Linked DNA regions of Homo sapiens: all the other regions are linked to region 1. Evidence: read pairs that join two places in POLR2A ChIA-PET (ENCODE). Cell type or tissue: MCF 10A. All regions are shown on one strand. Links, peaks and the distances in the headings refer to the core of each region. The heading gives the core; the rest is flanking DNA.

Region 1 (6,907 bases), core at 1,196-6,195:
TGACTCGTGTTTCTATAGTATATCTTTTTGCATCTTTTTACTTTTTAAATGTAAATATGTTTATTTAAGTAGGTTTCTTGAAGGCAGCGTGTAGTTGGTTCTTGCTATTTTATCCAATTCTTTAGTCTCTTAAGATGTTTAGACCGCTCACATTTAATGGGATAGTTGGATTTAAATCTACCATTTTGTTCTTTCTTTGCATTCTCTTTGTCCCACCTCTTTTATTCTTCTTTCCTTATCTTTTTGGTTACTTATTTTGTTATCATTCTATTGTATTTATTCATTTTATCTTCTTTTTTCTCTTCTTACCTGCTTTGCAATGGTTTTCTTAGGGTTTACAATGTAATTCTTTAATTTATCACGGCCTGGCTTCAAATTGTATTACACCCCACTCCATGTTTAATATAAGAACCTCATAACTATATACTTGCACTTCCTCCCTCTCATATTTTGTACTGCTGTTGTCATGTTTTACTTCTATATATGATGTAAGCCCCAGAATACATGTTTAATGTTTTTTGCTTTAGCAAATAAACTCTTTTGGAGTTTTAAAATGAGGGAAAAAATGTCTTTTATATTTATCTGTACTTTTTTTCATTTCTTTGTATAGAATTAAAGTGCTGTCTGCTATTATACTTCTACCCAAAGAACTTCCTTTAATGCTTCTTATAGTACAGATTGACTGACAATAAATTTTCTCAGTTTTTGTCTGAAAAAGTCTATTTTGTCTTTCACATTGTTCCTTTTTAAAACAATTTTTTAAAGTGTAGTTGAATATATAACATGAGTCTTACCATTTTCCGTGTACAGTTAGTTCGTTGACATTAAGTACATTTACATTGTTTGCAACCATTGCCACCATTCATCTGCAGAACGTTTTTCATCCTGCAAAATGGAAACTCTGTATACTCTTCATTCCTCTTTCCCACCACCCCTGACAATCACCATTCTTCTTTCTGTTCCTATAAATTTGATGATTCTAAGTACATCATATTAGTGGGATCATATAGTACTTGTCCTTTTGTGACTGGCTTATTCCACTTGGCATTATGTCTTCAGGGTTCATGCATGTTGCAGAATGTATAAAAATTTCCTTTTTAAGGCTGAACAGTGTTCCATTGTATGTATCTACCCTACTTTGTTAATTCATGTGTTAATGGATAAATACATTAGGTTGTTTTTACCTTTTGGCTATTGTGAATAATACTGCTGTGAACGTGGCTGTACAAATATCTCTTTGTGTCTCTGTTTTCAAATATTTTAGGTATATCCCCAGAAGTGGAATTACTGGATTATATGATAATTCTATTTTTAATTTTTTAAGGAGCTACCATACTGTTTTCCTTAGTGGCTGTGCCATTTTGCATTCCCACTAATGGCGCACCAATGGGTCAGGCATGATGGCTCATCCCTGTAATCCTATCACTTTGGGAGGCTGAGGACAGGGGTTCGAGACCTGCCTGGGAAACAGAACGAGACCCTATCTCTACAAAAAAATTGAAAAACTAGTCGGGCAGATGGCATATGCCTGTAGTCCCAGCTACTTGGGAGACTGAGGTGGGAGGATTGCTTGAGCCCAGGAGTTGGAGGTTACAGTGAGCTATAATTGCACCACTTAATTCCAGCCTGGCTCATAGAGCAAGACCTGTCTCCAAAAACAAAAATGAAGTGCACAAAGGTTGAAATTTCTCCACATTTTTGCCAATACTTGTTATTTTCTGGTTTTTGATAGTAGTCACCCTAATGGATATATCTTTATCATTTTTAAGAATTATTTTTGCTGGATATAGATTTTTCAGTTAATAGGGGTTTTGTTTCAGTTCTTTAAATAAAGATACTATTTCTTTATTTTCTGTCTTAGAATGTCTGCTGCCGTTCTTAATATTTGTTCCATTGTATATGATGTTTTCCACCTGTCTGGTTGCTTTCAAGATTTTTGCATTACCAATTTGGCTATTGTATGCCTAGATTTTTTTTTCTATTGTATTTACTGTTTGGGTTTCTCTCAGCTTCTTAGATGTATGGTTTGTTGTCTTCCTTTAATTGTGAAAAATTTCCAGTTATTTTTAATGATATCTTCTGTTCCATGTGGTTTCTCTTTGGGGCTCCAATTTTAAATGTTAGACTTTTTGAATTGCCCAAAGCTCTTAAATGCTCTATTTTTTTTGTTCATTCTTTTTTCTCTTTATGTTTCATATTGGATAATTTTTGTTTACCTAGCTTCAAGTTCACTGATTTCTTAGCTGTGTCTGCAAAGCTTAGCAAAATATATATTTTTTATCTTGGTTAGCATGGATTTTCCCCTCTGGATTTCCAATTGAATGTTTTTTTAGTTTCCATTTCTCTGCTGCTAGTCGCCATCTGTTTATGCATGTTGTACCATACTCTGCCCTCTTTACTCCTGTACTCTGACAGTGGGTATTTACTTCCTGTGTTTGTCTCTCCTCTGAGTGGATTATCACTCTTTGGCATTCAGTTCACCTGTTTGCTTTGTAACCTCCGCTCCCTAATGAGCTCAAGAAAAGTTACGATTTTGTAATTTATCCTGCTTTTTCTTTCACCCTGTCAGGATGGGAACAGCTTTCTTTTGCAACTTTCTACATCCCAGGTGAAAGCAGGACTTTTATCAGTTTATATACAGAGTTTCAAGATTTCATATAAAGACAACTTGAGAGCTTTTAAAAGTTCAAGGAACTAAATGGAAAGCTATTTTAAAGAAAGTGAGAAGTTTCTAAAAAATGAACCCTGGAAACACTCCTGTAGTTCTCAGATCATACTTGCTTAGTCATGATATAGAGGTTAATATGGGAATCACTTTCCTGTTTTCTTACTCTAATAAGGCAGAAAACAGTAATATTTCAGAGGAGATATGGATTAGTTTATTATCTTTGCATGGTCCAGTTTTGGTACACCTTGGTAATTAGGAATTTTCTTAAAAATCTTTACACCCCACATTATCTATCTTCACTCCTCTTTCTCATATAAAGTTACAATACATAACATTCTGTATGCATGCTTCACACTTTGCTTTTCTGTCTTGACAATGTGTAAATGAGAATGTTTGATATTACCTTACAAACTGTTTTCTACTCAGTAAATGTAACAGCATCTCCTTTCAATATGTTTGGAAAATCTCCATTATAAAGAGTTAAAAATAAAGGAATTCAAAGAGAAACCTACTTTACACATGTTAGATTTGAGATGCTTGTAAGCGATGCAAGTAGAAATTTCATGTGAGAAGTTGGATATACAAGTCTGAAGCCTCAGTATCTCAGAATTAGAGGTAGAATTTGGAAGAGTCATCATTATATAAATGGTATCAAAACCTTGGAATTGGAACTGGAACTTCTAGCCTGGGGAGATGCCAACATTGAGAGGAAAGGAATAAAAATGAGTGAGTGGGCAGAAAGTGGAAGAAAACCAGGAGAGTATAGTGACATAGGAGCCAGTAAAAGAATATATTTCATTCAACTCAAGAATGTTCCTAAATGTGGGAGTATGCTGAATACAGAATTTTAAGTGAGGACTGTGGACTTAGGTGGTAGGTTTGGGGGTCATTAGCTGGCAGATGGTTTTAGAAGTCTTCACTGTGAATACCTGTGGGTAAGTAGATAAAGTGAAGAGAAAGCTGAGAGAGCCATGAAAGGTAAGCAGAGTAAGTTCATGAACTGTTACATTTGAATTTGTACAAACCAAATCTTTCTATGTGGTTATCATTAAAAGCTTGTAAGCACTGTAAGTCCATTTATATTTCTATTCCTAAAGGGGTTTTAAGCAAAAATGTTTATATATTTCTGGAATTCTGAATTAGAGGAGCTTTGATACTTTGCAGCTGACAGTTATCGTGACAGTTTGACAGTATTTAGGTTTATGGTAATTCATCTAATCCCTTTCTGTAGTCTCCAGGATGCCTTTGGAATGAGCTGTTATTCACCTAAAATTCCGTGATACTTTAGTAATAGGATAGGTTTTTTGCCACATACCACTGACTAGATCTAGATCTTAGAGTCTTTTTCTATAAGCTCTTGCAAGAAAGAATCAAGTGTTGTTTACATTTTCTAACACTGTTATACCCAGTGGCAAATGCAAAGACATAAACAAATACTTTAGTTATGATCAGCTCGTAGGAAGTGGGAGGACCCCAGCTTTATCTTAAAATCATTATGTATACTGGAAAGAAATTGATTCAAATGCATTCACCATAAAACTATGGATGGAGAACCTCATTTTATTAATCACACTAGGACCTATGCCAGCATTGCTTCATCTTTGGCTTTTGTTATATCCTGTTTTGTTAAGTTAAAAAGCAGTTAAATTTTTTTTCACCTACACCCCATTAGTAAAAAGAAATTTTCGAACACTTTCCCATATGTGTATATATAACTGTTTATATATAAAGTACCTACATGTATCACTGTTCTAGTATAATCAGTATGTTATAAAGCATACAGAGAATAAGGGTATTTGAAAAGAACGAGGAAGAAAATGAATCATCTTGTAAACTTCCTGACTGCACACACCACAGAGAGATCATTTGTCTTTTTCGAGACATAGGAGTTAGTTCTTTTTTTCTGATTATGCTTGTAATGGGTCCTTCAGGTTCTTGTGTATGATATCTAAGCAATTTAAAAAATTGATAACCAAGGCCCAGAAGTAAACTTACATTCATGGTTAATATTATTGATCCAGGACCTCATATAATGCAAGTTTTTCTAATCATGGGAACCTTATTGACTAAGCAAACAAAAGCTTGTAATTTTTTATCATTGTTTGTCAGTACATTCCATAATTTACAAGTTTGAAGTTGTAATGGTCAATGTTAAAGTTATATTAGGAATACTAATTTTACTAACCTTATTTTTCTTTCAGATGACATTAAAGTATCAGTAAATGATTTTATCATCAAGGCAGCAGCTGTTACCCTTAAAGTAAGTAGCAGACTTCAAATGATTTTGTCTTCTTAAGTAGTTTCATGTCGTGGAATTTTTACAATGACAAATAGAACTCTTATTTTTAAATCACAAAAATTTTATAATTGTCTTGCTAAAAATATCCTATCGTTTGATCTCCCTCATTTTACAAATGAAGAAACTGTAAATCAAAAGGGCTCACAATGAATTAGAGCAGGATGAAAACCATTTATTCTAGGCATTAGAGATAGAGCAGTAAACAAAAGCTTACTTGATTTCTGCTGTCCCTGGGGCTTACATTCTAGTTGGAGGAGACAAACACTATTATATGTCAGATGGTGAAAGTGCTGAGGAGAAAAAGAAAGGATAAGGGGACAAAGTAACTAGGGGTGATTTTTCAAAAGGGAAGCGAGGGAAGCCCCTCTGACAAGGCGATAATTTAGATACGGCCTGAGAAAACAGAGGGAGTGAGCCACATAGGTATGTGGTAAAAGTGCATTCCACACAGAGGGACCAGCAAACACCAAGGCTGCAAGCAGAGGATCGCATTAACCAAAGATGTGGTGCTGAGGGTGGAATGTGCCTAGTATGGAGAGGTGGGAGATAAGATTTAAATAACAGTGGGAGAGCATGAAGGGGAACCCAAGTACATGAGGCCTTGTTGGACATGGTGAGGACTAGGGATTTTATTATGGGTGAGAAGGAAGCCTTTGGAGGGTTTTGAACAAATAACTAATGTGATCTGACTTATACTTCAGAAACGAAAAGGAGAGGCTGCCCTGGGTGCTGTGTAGAATGTAGCCTGTGGAGAGGCAAGGGAGGAGACGATGAGCTCCCCTGGGAGGCTTTAGAAGATCACAGTGGCTTGGACAAATGTGGTAGCAAATGGAGCTAGGGTGAAGTGGAGATTTGTGTTATGTTTCAAAAGTAGAGCCAACAGGATTTGCTGATGGATTGGATATGGGGTGTGAGAAAGAGAAACAAGCATTTTGGCCCAAGCAATGGGAGGAATGAGTTTTCCATGTACTAAGATTGGGAAAACTGGGAGGGGTATAGCTTTGGGTTAAGGAATCTAGAGTTTGGTTTTAGACATGTTACATTTGAGGAGCCTAACAGATATTCCAGTGGAGGTGGCAGGAAGGCAGGTGAACATATGAGCCTGCAGTTCAGTGGAGGTGATGTAAACCTAGCTGGCTGGAGTTGTAAATCTAGAACCCAGGCTTCCTGCCTTCCTGCCTGGCACTATTTTTCATCATGCCTCCTTTCTGTAACGAGGCTATTTTCTGGGATCACTGCTTGTTAACAGACTGTATTTAAAGTACATTTATAATTAACTTTTTATTTCTTGAAAAATACATTAATGAGGGTTCCATGGTGTAATGGTTAGCACTCTGTATTCTGAAAATTACATTAATACAGAACTTAAAAAGCATGCCCTTTCAGCAGTATCTAATTATTCATATAACTTTTCTCTTTTGATGAAATATTTTGAATTATATTAATGATTTAATTAATTGACTATTATTGTGATTGATATCATTAATTGTGAATCATTTTTGCACTCCTTAAATAAATCTCTAATGGGCATAAGCTATTCGTTAATATTTCATTGGATAATGTTTGTATCCAGAGTCATAAGTAGTGGTAATTTAAATTTTGTGCCAACATTATCAGACCTTTTTTCCCTAATCATTGGCTTCATTAAATGAATTTGGATTATTTCTTCTTTTCTTTCCTCTGTACACATTTCAATATTATAAATTTTTTTATATTTTCTAGTTTCATAGAATTCACCAGTAAAAATATCTGAACCTGCTTCTATTTTGAGGAGGGGATCTTGGCAGCTTTCCCTTTTTTTTTTTCTTTCACCATAATTACTGATCTGTTTTAATTTTCAGCTTTTTTAAAAAATCAATTTTAAAAGCTTATATTTTCCCAGAAAATCACTCATTTAATTTAGATTCCCAAACTTACTAGCCTAGAGTCATTTTGTTTCT
Region 2 (6,907 bases), core at 1,700-6,699, 190 kb after region 1:
AATAGGCCAGCAGGGACCAGGGTCTCTCAGAACCAGCTTTCCTATCTTCTTCCAAAGGCCGGAATTGAGAAGGTTTACTCCAGCCCACATAATTGAGTCTCTGGGCTGTCAAGGACGCATTGGGGAGTTTGCTTCTGGTGTGCTGGGTGCTTAGAAAGCCGTATGAATTGCAGAGATAGAGTTGGGTTCCAGTTCTGCCAGTCACCAATTATGTGGCCTTAAGCAGTTTACTTAACTTTTCTGAGCCTCAATTTTCTCTTCTCTAAAATAGAGTTGTAATATACCTATGGCTTAGAGTTGTGTAAGGACTGACGCGATCACAGACTTGAAACCCTTGATAGAACGACTGGCATGGAGTAAGCATTCAACAGTCATAATTAAGGTCATTGTGATGATTACACTTGGGGCCTCTCCATTCACCATTTGCCCCAACTGTGTTCCTGCTGCACTTGAAAATGATTCCAGCTGCCTCTGGAAGATTTTCATCCCATTTCTGGGAAAAACATTAGCCAATAAACTCTCATTGAATTTGGCAGGGCGGGCACACCAGCAAGCTGACACTATGTGCATACAGGCTTCCTGGAACAACTGTTGCTGAGCAAATGAAGCAGCATGGAATGTTCCGGGAAGCAGGATTATTGCTGTAGCTGGTGAAAGTGAACTGGGAAACGCACTCCAGGTCCTGTCTTTACTTGCACAATTACAGTCAATCCCCAAGGCTGCTTGTCTCAGCAGGATCAGCCTCTTCCTGCCTTCTGTCCTGGCAGTGGGTGGTGGGGCTGGAGGAAGAAATGGTGTTTTCCTCCCTCTCCCATTGCAATTGTTTCCTTACAGTGCTGTTCTCTGAGGCCAGAGAACAGAAGGGCTCTTTCCAGAGGCAGTTTAACAGAGTAGCTTCCTTTTCATTCTGAGAAGTTTGGAGTTTCCCAGAGTCCACTTCCTCCCTAGAAGCGCAAGCTTGGAATTTCTTGGTTGCCAATGAGGTGCCAGCTTCTGAGTGCATAAAGTGTGTCCATCGTTTTTAATCAATTCTCTCATCTCCAAAAATACCTTTAATTGCCTTTAGCTGCTTAGTTCTGCTGTCCTCTAAAGAAAACAAGATCTGGCCACTCCCAGCCACACCTCAGAAGTGAGTAAGGCTTTTGCACCTTTTAATAGGAGTATTTACATGTGTGTCGGTTTCTCATCTGCTTTTAATTTCATTAGAGTGTGATTTTGGACTGTTGTTTGAGATGAAAGAGCAGATTATCAAAGTGCAGATGATTTTTTCATGGTGCAAACACATCATAAATTAGAAACTATGAGACCCCTTTGCAGCGGGGAAGACTGGGGCCAGTCATCCAAGGTTTCATCTTCCTGTAGGAGAAGGGAAAAAAAACGGACATTTATTAACTATCTGTTATGATCCAGACTCTCTACTGGTGCTTTTTGTATATTTATTCTCTAACTCCCATCAACTTCTCTTTGAGAGAGGCAGCAAATGACAACTGAATAAATGAATGGCTGAATTTCATCAGAGCCAGTTTACAGGCAGAGAAACTGAGGCTCATAAAGCGGACGTAACCTGCCTGAGATGTCTCAGCTTTTATATGGTGGGGCTGGAATTCAATTCAGAGCTCCTTCTCCCTTTTAACACTACACTGCAAGTTCCCATTCAGCTTCATGGGATTAATCCTGTTCTTCTGTCCCTAGAATGGAGCCTTGAAAGTTCAAGGTGTCTCCTTTTCCTAAGAAACTGGATTTTTCTGGCTCCTTGAGAATTGAGGAGCTCAAAACAATTGAGAACTCTTGGGAGGCATCTTCAGGAAAGGAGGTGGTGGAAACTTTCCTCTCCTCACTCTCCCCAGGGGCAATGGGGCCTCCAAGGCCATCAAAGATCAAGGTGCCAGGTGGGGGATGCCTCCCAGCTTCCCATTCATTTTTCAGTTGGGGGCCACTCAGCAGCTCCTCAGGTGAGGATTGTCTCAGAACTGAAGAATGGTTCAAATTGGCCCAAGATGCTGAAATTTATTGCAGGGATCACTGGGACAGTGTGTAGCAATTTAGGAGGCTTCTCTCTAAGGGAATCAGTAGCTGCTGCATTTCTCTTAATTGAAACCACTCTTTCCCTCCAGCTTCGATGGGGCAGGTTCTCATATCTGCGTGCTGAAAGGCGTTTATTTGGTGTATTCTGAGAGCAGGATGCTGGTAACACTTTCTTTTGTGTTTTGCCAATTGTTTCTTTTTACTGGCTAGTCCACCCTGTCTGACGCATTCATTATACCATAACCACCTTGACACCAGAGTGAAATGCCATTTCTCTGCAGGTAGGAGAGAGTCACACGGATTCCTTGAGTGTTTGTAGCGTAAGTGAGAAAGATATGTAGCCTTCTTCTAGAGGCAGAGGGATGGGTTGGCTGGGACTTAGAGATATTCAAATCCAACTCTGTTCTTGTCTGATAAAGTAAACGAGGCCTCTGAAGGTAAAGTGACTTCTGTAAGTACTCACAGCTTATCAGTAAGAAGCCTGATATTAAAACTCCAGGTCACTAGACCTTCAACCTAATGTTCTTCCCACTAAACCAAGTTAACATTTATTGTACACCATACTAAATGGCAGACACTGGGGACACAAAGATGAATAAGGCATGGTCCCAGTGGAACCCACTTTGGTTATATGGGTTAGGACACTTGAGGCAGGATCCTCCTTAGAATGGTGTTTTATAAAGTCTCTCTTTCTCTTTCTCTCTCTCTCATCTCTCTCCAATCTATCCTCTCTATCAAGAGAGAACACATGTAATGTAGAGTGAGAGCCCATGTATTGGATAATTAGGCTTCTGGCTCCTAATTATCAGGAAGCCTGGAGGTCTTGAGTGGTTGTAACCAAGGATACTGAAAGTGGTTGACCAGTTAATAAAGAATTAAGTTAGAGTAAGAGGCACTTTACTTTTAAGCTGCCTTTAATACACTTTAATCTTTGAGATGATTGGCTAATATCTGTTAAGTACCAGGCTCTTTGCAGAGAGTCAGGTCCTTTGCTAAATGATTTAGGTATATTTCTTCATCTAATACTCAAAAAGCACCCCATAAGGAAGGCATTACTTTTATTTTACTGATGAAGAGACTGAGGCTTAAAGGTTAAGAAAACATAGCATGCATAACATCCCACAAGAGCTCAAGCCAGGACTTGGACCCAAGTCTTTCTTGGATCTTTCCGATCCAAGCCATATGGTTACTGCAATCTCACAATACAATGAGGGTAAATCCTTGCAATCACCAGTTACCAGCAATTGTGAAGCAATGGATGGCATAGATGTCAGGGGGTCAGGAGAGCCTTGCAAGCGTTCAGAGGGCTTGGGAGTGGACACATCACAGTTGCACTCTGCTGGGCAGCGCTGTAAGTCTCTGATTGGATTTTGCCTTGAATTTTTTCTGGTCAAGACTCAGAAAGGATGGATGTAGCTTCACTTACACCAATTCTACCCAGCTTGTGACCCAAATGGAACTCTTATCCCTTAAGCCAGGTCATTCAGTTGTTGTAGCCTTTGCCTTCCAAGTTTCCCTTGTCTACCCTACTGAGTCTGAATTCTAAGGACATCTTCTTATGGACTGTGGGAGGCAAAGATGAATTCCAAATCTTATTTAATCTGTGTGCTGGGGGGGAAGAGGAGTGTATTTCCTTTTGCCAGGTATCTGAGCCTACAAAAAGCCCCATAAATAAGTAAAATGTGTCCATGAGTTCATAAAAGAGTGAGCCTTAGACATACAGACCACCTGTCAAAAGAGCCCTGTCATTCTCTATTATATTATCCTCTTTTATTTTCTGTGTAACACTATGAGTATCTGAAATTACCGTATTCATGTATTAATCATTTACCTGTATACTATATCCTCACTCTAGAGGTAAGCTCTTTGAGGGCACAGATCGTGTCTGACTCCCCAGCCCCCAAGATTGTATCTGGCTTGTATCAACCATATCATAGGGAAGGTGCTGTGAATTGACACCTTGCACCATGCTTTATGGAAACTAATGGTGCTTTAAGAGGCACAGATTTCATAGAAAGAGACCCAGTTGTTCCCACCCTGATGGTTCTAGGTCTAGGTCTAGGTCACCAATGTCTATGGTGAAAGAATGGGCTTTTGCGAGGTATGGTCTCCTGTCATGTATGAGGGTCATTTATTTAAGGGAAAACCAAGACCTTATTTTCTTTGACAACTGCACACAAGGGTCATTTGTAATGTCCTTCATTTCCAAGCCTCTGGATCTTTGCATGGATCATGCTCCTTAAAAGAAGGAAGTTATGTTTGGCCTGCTTCAGCTAAGCATGGAATGGTAAAGATTTTGGTCCAAACCCTGTGACTTGAGTTGGATTTAAAAGCTTGTCAGAAATGAGTTCTCTGGAGCTTGGCATTTGAGACTGGCATCCGTTGTTCCAGATGAGATTTCACGGATTGAAAGCTCAGGAAGAGGTGTGAATTACAAGCAATTAGTTCACAGGGCAGTTGGAACTGTAGTAATCCTGGAAACCTTTTGGCCCACATTTTAAAAATATCCCCACAATCCAGCTTCTCCCTCTGTAGGGCTTCTGCTTGGGAAAGTTTGTGTAACTCCCCAAAACATCTGAAGAGTGAATAGCAGTAGTGTTCTTGGACTGCGAAGGAGACCCTGCTTCTTATGTGCATGCTCTTGTGCACACAGACAGAAACACACACATACATGCACACACACACAGACATGTACACCCATGTTCGCTTTAGCATCTGATAGAAAAAGAGGAACATGAGGAAAGACAGAGATTGAGTCACCAACATGTGACCTGGTGATTTCTGAGTCCTCTGACTTTGAAATCAGTGGAAATTTAGAGCTCTACTTTGTCACTTGTAATGCTTTGTTGTTGCAAATAAATATTTTTGCAGCTGCATCACTTCATTGCTAATATATTTGAAGAAGGCAAGATAACCTAAAGGCATGAATCTTGTTCTGTTTTAATCCACCTGTAAGTCAGTGGTGGTTGTAAGGTAAATTGTAAGTAAGAGCTATTGGCCACCAAGTGCCAAGGGTTATGAATGATTTACCTTTTTTTTTTTTTCTAAACTGAAGGAAACTCATGGTTGTTCCTAGAAAAACATGCACACTCACTTGCTTGCATTCGGATAAGCTTCTTTGAGTAACAGGGAAGAGGCCACTAGGATTACAAGGCAGTTAGTGCCCATTGGAGTGTGACTGGCATTGTGCACCCTGTGAATCATAGTGGTGGTATGGGGAAAGGGGTAAAAAAGCATCAATCTATGGAGTATGCGAACCAGATGGCATCTGTCCTGGGAAGAACAAATATCCTTCATAGGAGAATTAGAGGACTATACTAGTCAGGCAGAAATCCAGTCCATTCATCAAGCTTTTCCTCTTGCTGTGGTCCCTACAGGGTCAGCCCTGTTTAGGCTCAAGCCTCTTAAATCCCAGTGCAAGACCAATTTCTCTATGAAATTCTCCCTGTCTTCTTTGGTCTCATGGCTACTTCCTGGGAGGAAAAAGTAGTAATCAGCTCCCTCCCCCCAGCTAAATGTGCATGGTATTAGCAAATTCTAACCCAAGATGTTAAAACTATCTGAGAAGAGGCATGATTCTGCTTCTTGTCTGTACCCTCCTAAAGTCAAGGTGCAGCAAGGAGAGAGACATTTGCATGTGGCCCCTGAGAAAGAAGAGATTTGTCTGCCTCACCCCCTGCTGGTGCAAACTTGCACCTCTCTCAGCCTCAGTTTTCTTATATGTATCAAGTTTCAATGATCGCAATAGTACTTATCTCATGTGACTACTGTGGGATTGAAACGAGATAGTTCATGTGAAGTACCGAGCACAGAGCCTGGCACACAGTAGGTACTCTATTAGTGTTAATATCACTGGAAAACCCAGCTGGGGGCTCAGCAGTAGAAGCTGCCAGAGCCTTAGTGTTACAGCCACATCCATTACCCCACCATTCACATACATTTCATGCCCCAGGGTGAGAATCCACATATCCCAAGCAGAGAGGCACAGCTTTGGTAAACTGAGTCTTAGCTAACTCATGTCAGAAACCAAGTGTTATCCTGGGGTTTGACTCCTGGCTCTTGCCACATTCATAGCAGGATGCTGAGTGGATTGTACTCAGCCTCACTTGTTGCATCTGTGAAATGGGGGTGATTTTTTGACTTCTCAAGGTATAGCATCTATTAAGGCACATAGACTACAATCTGACACAAATTAGCAGCTCCATACATTGCAGAATCTTTTCTTTTTCACTTAAGGAGATGCTAAAAGAGGCAAGAGGAAAGAAAATCAAATTTGGAGATGCCGTGGGCTGTGTGTTGAAGTTGGGCTCTGGTGGAATTGGTGGTGACCTTTTGCTTCTCTCCATCTGGATGGCTGTATCTTCAAAGACAACAAGTCTTAACTGCAGTTTTTGATTGTATAAATCTGGCCAAGTCCACTATTTACCCAGCCCAGTCTCCTTAGAGTAGGATTGGAAACTCAAACTTTGCTATCTCCTCTGCAGAGTGAGCAAGGGACAATCTTTATGAAAAACTTTAAGTTGCAAGATATTTGTGTTCTTAATAATGAAGGGAAGAATACAAAAATGATAATACTAAGCCTGGCTCATGGATAGCATTTTTGCACAATATATTTCATTTGGGCTGCAGCCTTTGAGCTGTACTAATTGCTCTGAGCATCTGTTTGTATGTCCGTTGCATGGGATGATTTACCCTCCTAGGTTTCCAAATGCTTTGGAGCCCCTGGTTTATTGCAGGACTTACTAAGTGGTGGCCATCGTCACTTTGATTGGCCCCTACCACAGTATTTTCCAGACTTTTCCACCAAGGCTCTTAGGGCTTTGTGGTGGGTGCCAGAACAATTGATGGGGTAGGGTGGGTGCTGGAAGAGAATGAGCATCTG
Region 3 (6,907 bases), core at 592-5,591, 190 kb after region 1:
ATTTACCACATCCTGGGTTTGTGCTAGTCAATCTGCTAAATCAATAAGATCCGAAAAAGCAGAAAACAAAGATCGTGAGGCCAGAGGATTTCCTGATCACCATGGCAACACACAGGGGTGGGTACTGTGGTTTCTCTGCCTGAAGACGCACTCGTCAAAGACTACTTGGTGTTACAGAATTCTGGTGCAGTGAAGCAACAGTTCTGGGACATATACTTTCTTTTGCCAGAAAGACTCTGTTGGATCCAGGACCAGGAGTGGGGGGTTAAACAGTTCTCCATACCCTCACCTCCAAGTCCCCATCATCCCATTAGGAGACAGGGACAGTACTGTTCTCCAAACTCTCAAAACAACCCAAGAGCTTTCTAGGCTGTGCATTGGGTTGATCATTTGGTGGCCTTGGCTGAAGGGCCAGGGTAACAGCTAGGAGAACCCTTGGGATTCTTCTCCAATGTGACAGGCCCCTCCATGTTGGTTCAGCGTTGACTGCCATGACAGGCTCCAGGCTCCACGGAAAAAAGGCAGAGAAATCAGGGGGTCCAGCCAGGCGCCAAGACGTTGGGGTGCCTTGCATTTCTAAGTGCCAAGTGATGAATAGCTCAGTTGAAAGCAACCCAGGGCACATTCTGGAGGAAATTCTCTGGGTATGATTGTGCATGACTGTTTTCTCTGCTCATTAAACCCTCATCTGCCTCCAGGGCAATTCCGGGAGAGACTGAGTCACTCAAGACTCATGGTCTGCACTGGGCAGCCAAAGGCGATTCGGCCACCAAGTGTGATTCTGGCCTCATTCAGAAGTGGATGCTAAACAATACACCCTTTCACCAGGAGCCCATCACATGGGCATCAGGAGATGGGGGCGAGTGATGTGCCAGCCTTCTAGACTGGCAGGCCTGGGGGGCAGCAGAGGGCACAATAGCTAGAAAGACTCCCAGATGAAAACTTCTGGGCTTTGAAGCCTTCGAACAAATGAAGAAGAAAATGACTTCTTCGTGTCCTATTAAGACAGTGAGTTGTGGCTTTTTTGAGAGCAGCTTGCTCAGACCTCTTATGAAAGATAGATCAGTAGCAACAGCACTGGTGTAGGAGTCAGAAATCTGCAATTATGAACCACTGAGTTTTGTGTGTGTGTGTGTGTGTTTTTGTTTTTGTTTTTTGTTTGTTTTGTTTTGTTTTTTAACTTGCTGGAGGACCATACTCGGCTATCCTTGATTTTATTTTCTCCTGTGTCACAAGAGAAATTGGTTAGAAGCTTCCCATTGTGCCTCCTGGCTTTAAAAATAGATAATCCAATTAACAATAATGCTTTAAAACAACAAAACCTTGTCCTTTTCCCTTCCTACTTCTGATCAGAACCAGCTCAGTAAGATTTATTAGTTGTGCAATCTGTTTTGGACATGAGCTCAGCAAATCAGAGGACAGAAATAGAATCCTGGCTTTTTAATGATAAACACTGTAAAAATAAAAAATTTGGAGAGCTTACCAGTGCTTCTGGCTGCCCAAGTGGTTTGTGTGTGGTTGACTCCCAGGAGCTCAATCACTTTGGGTGCAGTCCACCCAGAGAGCTATGTTCCAGCTACATCAACCTGGAGCCTTAGCTTGGTCAGTCTAGATTTTTGGGTTTGGCTGCAGACATCTCGTAATGTCACAAGGACAGCCTGTGTCCTTGGTGACCCAACCCTGGGCCAACCCCAAGTCCTGGAGTCCTCTCCTAAGAGCCCTGCCTAATTGTAGAGAGAGCATTCAGGCTGTAAAGGGCAGGAGGCCTGGGGGCTACGACTAGGTTTGGGCTTTCTAAATTCCCAAGAGTATGATGGGAAGACCAACAGGCAGAATCAGAGAGAAGCAGTCAGCCCACTGCTGGGGAAAGCCAGTCAAGGTCAAGACTTCAGAATCTCCTCTCTGGAGAGAGAGTGAAAATTCCATTAGTGAAGTTTGTTCCACTGAAGCCTTACCAGGCCTTGGTAAAGGCCCCTATCTTGTGGTCCAGAATCAAGGGACTTCTGATCTTAAAATAATATTCAATAAGCTCAAATTCTTCTCTCTAGGGCTCTCTTTTCATGATCACCTCTCCACACTTTATTAAAAAATCACATGAAGGGTAAGTGGGCTTCCTGTCATTTCAGTGTCTGACCTGTGCATAAGTTGGAATTTAACACTGGAAAATGATCAGCCAGATTGCCCAGTCTGAAACCCAGGTCCCCCAGTGACTAGCACAAGTTACTTACATCTTCTCAATGAATCAGTTACCTCTTGTGTAAAATGGGGATAATAAAAATGCCTGCCACACAGGATTGTTAGGAAAATTAAGTGAAATATTAGGTGTAAAGTGCTGAATACCTTGAACCCAGACTAGGCACTCAGTGAGTGCTCACTGTGGTTATGGACCAGGAGCTGCAGGAATTAGAACACCATTGAGTAGCAGGAACTGGCTTTATTCTCATCTTCATGATAAAGCAACTTCTCCTTACATATAGCTTAATCTGGAACCAAAAATCTAATTCTGCCTCATCCCTCCTGAGGAGATGACAAATAGGGATCAGGCACACCTGGGTGGCTCAAGTTAGAAAACAAATTAACTCATTTTGCAGAATCTGGAGACGTCTGGTCTGGAGAACTGACAGTGCCCTCTCTTTGGGCATAGTATGACTGTAGGTTGTCTTTGGGTGGTCTTCATATGGAATGTACTGTGTTTGCCATGTTCCCTAGGAGATCTGGCCTCAGAAATGGCCCTGTGATGGTATGTGAACATACTGTCCTGTAACTGAGATGATAGCTTGCACATTCAGACAGACAAAGCCAGTTACAAAACTAAAAGTTGGTCTCTGAAACATTTGCTTTCGGGGAAAACAGCAAATGTTCACAGAAGCAAAGTTCTGGGTTAAAGACATTTTAAGTATCCAATAAGGAATTCTCAGCAAACACCAGCTGGTGATTCCTCAGATATGATGTGGGAAAGGAACCTGATAGGTGATCTTTTTGCACCCTATAAGACTGCAGCCTGTCGGGGGTTGGGGGCAGAAAGAGAGCATTTATTAATTCATTATTTCATTCAACATTTGCCTACCATGGGAGGCTGTACTAGGTACTGGGAATATAATTGTGAAGAAGGGAGACACCATTTCTGTTGTCAACGAAGCCCACAGAGAAGTTCCAAAATTTCAGAATGCTGGAATTTCTGGTTACTAGAGACCTTGAAGATAATAATTTCTTGTAATTCTTTACCTGGTTGTGTCACAGACTTTGAAAACCAATGAAAACCAGAGATGTTGCCCTACCTAAACACACACACACACACACACACACACACATCCATACACACAATCTTGCATATAATCTCACAGGTCCATGGATGTATTGACCAGCTCCTGGATTCCATATTGAAAATCCCTTGCAGCCCAGCTCCAATACTAGTACCAGGCCACTCACCTCTCAGGAAAGTTTGGGAAGACGTAGATAATGGCAACTTGGGTGAAAATTACACAGTGCTCTCTTCCCAGCACATGTTGTGATTTTCTACAACTTCAGAAATAACTGGGGTGGACCAAGAAGCTATTATTCCTCGCAGGCCCTACAATCTAGGCAAAGCTTTGAAATGTGCTCGGACAATTTTATCAGAGATCTATTTTCCTTGATCTGAGGCTTAGGGGGCAGTATAGATGAGATTAATGGCATTTGGGATCAGTGATGGTTTATCCAGGAGAGAATGCATAGTACCTGTAACCAGGAGCCTGAATAGGAGGCAACATAGCATAGAGGTTAGAATCCTGACTTTCCCACTTGGATGACATTGGGCAAAGGACTTCACCACTTTGTGCCTCAGTTTCCTCATCTCTAAAATGGGTTTAGCAATAGTGCCTACCTCATAGCATTTTTATGAGAATTAAATTAGCTGAAGTACATAAGGCACCTAATAAGTGTGCAATGCTCATTGGCTCTGATTATTAAGTGTCAAACACCATATCAAGTGTTTGACATACCTTATTTCATGTAATAGTCCCATAAACCCTGACAGGTTCGCATTGTCATCCCATCAAGGAAGAGGTGGAGAGTCAGAGAGGTTAAGTAATTAACAACCTGTGTCACCTAAAGTGAGTGGCAGGGTCAGGAATTGAACCAGGTTTGAGGAGGTCCTAACTAGGTTGAACTACTGACCTTCATAAAAGTTTGGCACTACAGACCAGCTTTATAGGACAAAAAAACCTTCTTTCAGAGCTCCTTTTTCTCGCCTTCCTGACAGCTCCCTAGCAGACCTCTTCCCATGTGGGTAGGGAGATAAGGTTCCTAGACACTGGGACACTGGTCTCCATGACCCCTCTGTGCTGCCCACAGCCCTATAGTAATGAGCGTGCTAAAGGCCTGGTGGCATTTCTACCACGGGAAGTCTCCTCTCCAAATCCAAAAGTGGCCTCAAACAGTCAGTGTTTTCAGTTGAGCTCATTTATCGCTCAGAGGGAGGCACTTGGGACATTTTATTCATTACATGATGCAGGAGATTTATTGGAGACCAGAGGGCTCAACGGAAAACATTCTTGGTTTATTTCCAGCCAGAAAGGCTTGTTTGAGAGATGCAATCAGCCATTTAGTATTAGCTTCTTGAATCAAAGTGGATCCTGAATCACAGAGTTCTCTGTTTCTCAGGAGAGACACACAGACATCTGAGGAGTCTTGCCTCTCTATAGTGGTTTGCAGCATGGCTAGCACCATTGCCAGAGACACTGGCACTCTGTCAAGCAATGTTCTGTGGTCCATGGCTATTCACATCTTAACCTTGCCTTAATTCTACTTCATTGTGAGTTTGGGCATGTTTCTTTATTTCTTCCCCTCTCTGTGTGTTAGTTTCTCCATCTGGAAAATGAGGATACTAATATTACCCACCTCATAGGAATGTTTTAAGGATAAAATGAGTAAATAATTCTAAAGTGCCTAAAATAGAGCCTGGCATATACACAATGAATGCACAATAAATATTAGCCACTGCTCTTGCTGTTGGCATTATTAATATCCTCCCGGGTAATAATTTGGGTTTGCGTTAGTATCAAGGAAACCTGATGAAATGTCTTCATAAATTATCAGGGTTTGAATGACACACAGCCTTGAAAATGTTGGCTCCTTTTAAGTCAAGAGGGACCTAGAGTAGAAGGATTGTGAACATTCACAGGATAGTTGACCAGAAATGAAGTATTTGACACCATTCTTGCAACTCCTAAGTAGCTAAATAGCGTCAGGGTTAGGAGTTGGACTTTCTCATGAGATCAAGATAAATGTAAGCTGTGGAATTTTTACTTTGCATAGGATTTCTTCATCCAATCAGCAGCCCTTTGCAGATACCTACAATGTGTCAGAACCTGCTTAAGCCTTCACATCTAGGAAGGCTAAAGGTTGAGTTTGTCTGTTTCATCCTGTCTTGGCTGATCACATGCACATACAACCACACACTCACTTGCATACAAACATATAAGTATGAGGAGAATTCAAAATGTTCATGGAAAAATGAGATTAAAAGATAAAAGTTTAAAGATGTAAACTTTACTTCTCAACATAAGCACCATCACATTCAAGATACTGTTATAAGCTATGATAGCGGCCATTTAGTCCATCCCTAAAGAACTGAGGGTCCTGGGAATTTAATCACATCAATGCAATCTTTCTTACATTGTTAACTAAAGAAAAATGGGTGCCCTTTGAAGATTTTTAAAGATTAAGTAACAAAAAAAAAAAAGTCAGAAGGAGTCAAATTTGGACTATAAGGTGGATGCCTAATGGCTTCTCCATAGAAATTCTCAAAAAAATTGCCTTTGTTTGATGAGAATAATGAGCAGGAGCATTGTCATGTCATGATGGAGGAAGACTCTCTGGTGAAGCTTTTCGATACATTTTTTCTTCAAAAGCTTGGGCTACCTTTCTGAAAACACTCTCATAATTAGCAGATGTTATCGTTCTTTGACCTTCCAGAAAGTTAACAAACAAAATGCCTTGAGCATCTCAGACAACGGCTGCCATGACCTTGGCTCTACACTGGTCCACCTGCTTTGACTTGTCCACTTTTGCTTTGACTGGACCACTTCCACCTCTTGGTAGCTATTCCTTTGATTGTGCTTTGTCTTCAGGATCACACACATAAGGCCATGTTTCATCTCCTGTTATAATTCTCAAAGAAATGCTTCAGGATCTTGATCCCACTTGTTTAAAATTTCCATTGAAAGCTCAGCTCTTGGTTGCAGCTGATCTGGGCACAATGGTTTTGGCAACCACTGAGTGGAAAGTTTGCTCAACTTTAATTTTTCAGTCAGATTTGTGTAAGCTGAACCAGTTGAGATGTCTATGATGCTGGCCATTGTTTCTGCTGTTAATCATTGGTCCTCTTCATTTAAGTCACAAATAAGATTAATTTTTTTCTCCCAAATTGATGTGGATGGCATATCGCTGCAGGCTTCATCTTCAACATCATCTTGTCCCTTCTTCAAACAAGTTATCTGTTTGTAAGCTGCTGATTTCTTTGGGACATTGTCCTGATGAACTTTTCATAAAGCATCAATGATTTTTTCATTCTTCCACCTAAGCTTCACCAAAAATTTTGGTGTGTGTTCTTGCTTCAATTTTAGCAGAATTCATGTTGCTCTGAGAGAGGATCTTTTCAAACATGTCTTATCCTTGTTAGTGCCTCAAACTAGATCCTGTTCAGATATATCAAGTTAGTGAGAGTTTATTTTGGTGCAAAAAAAAAAATTTGAAATCTATGTATAGTTTTTTCATAGCACGTATTTTTCATGGAACTTTTGGAAGACCCGTCATATAGACACACTCACACAATGGATGCATGTATTGTCAGTGAAGTTATGTTGGCTTCTGAAACTCAAGGGATTTTGCTGAAACTCATGAAACTCAAGGGATTTTACTGAAAAGT

What was found. ChIA-PET counts read pairs that join two places held together with the same protein. Peaks named below come from ENCODE experiments on the same cell type or tissue, not always from the same donor. Only the 100,000 strongest peaks of a DNase experiment are listed, where the experiment ranks them.
Region 2: POLR2A ChIA-PET joins it to region 1 with 5 read pairs; 4 of 35 experiments call an interaction of 5 or more read pairs at or near these places.
Region 3: POLR2A ChIA-PET joins it to region 1 with 5 read pairs; 4 of 35 experiments call an interaction of 5 or more read pairs at or near these places.

The regions. Positions count from the first base shown.
Region 1 is chr11:34,973,255-34,980,161 of GRCh38, forward strand. It overlaps PDHX (pyruvate dehydrogenase complex component X), which reads left to right. Exons shown (of 11, transcript NM_003477.3): 8 at 4,870-4,928. Among named protein-coding and RNA genes, the nearest start is that of MIR1343, 35 kb to the left of the region's middle. In MCF 10A, for the core only: no CTCF peak of the experiment used is centred there; a DNase peak (open chromatin) is centred at 4,257.
Region 2 is chr11:35,158,196-35,165,102 of GRCh38, forward strand. The region is part of intron 1 of CD44 (CD44 molecule (IN blood group)); the gene reads left to right. SNORD164 (small nucleolar RNA, C/D box 164) reads left to right here and starts at 4,755; the gene lies at 4,755-4,815. In MCF 10A, for the core only: no CTCF peak of the experiment used is centred there; no DNase peak of the experiment used is centred there.
Region 3 is chr11:35,166,132-35,173,038 of GRCh38, forward strand. The region is part of intron 1 of CD44 (CD44 molecule (IN blood group)); the gene reads left to right. Among named protein-coding and RNA genes, the nearest start is that of SNORD164, 6.6 kb to the left of the region's middle. In MCF 10A, for the core only: no CTCF peak of the experiment used is centred there; a DNase peak (open chromatin) is centred at 700.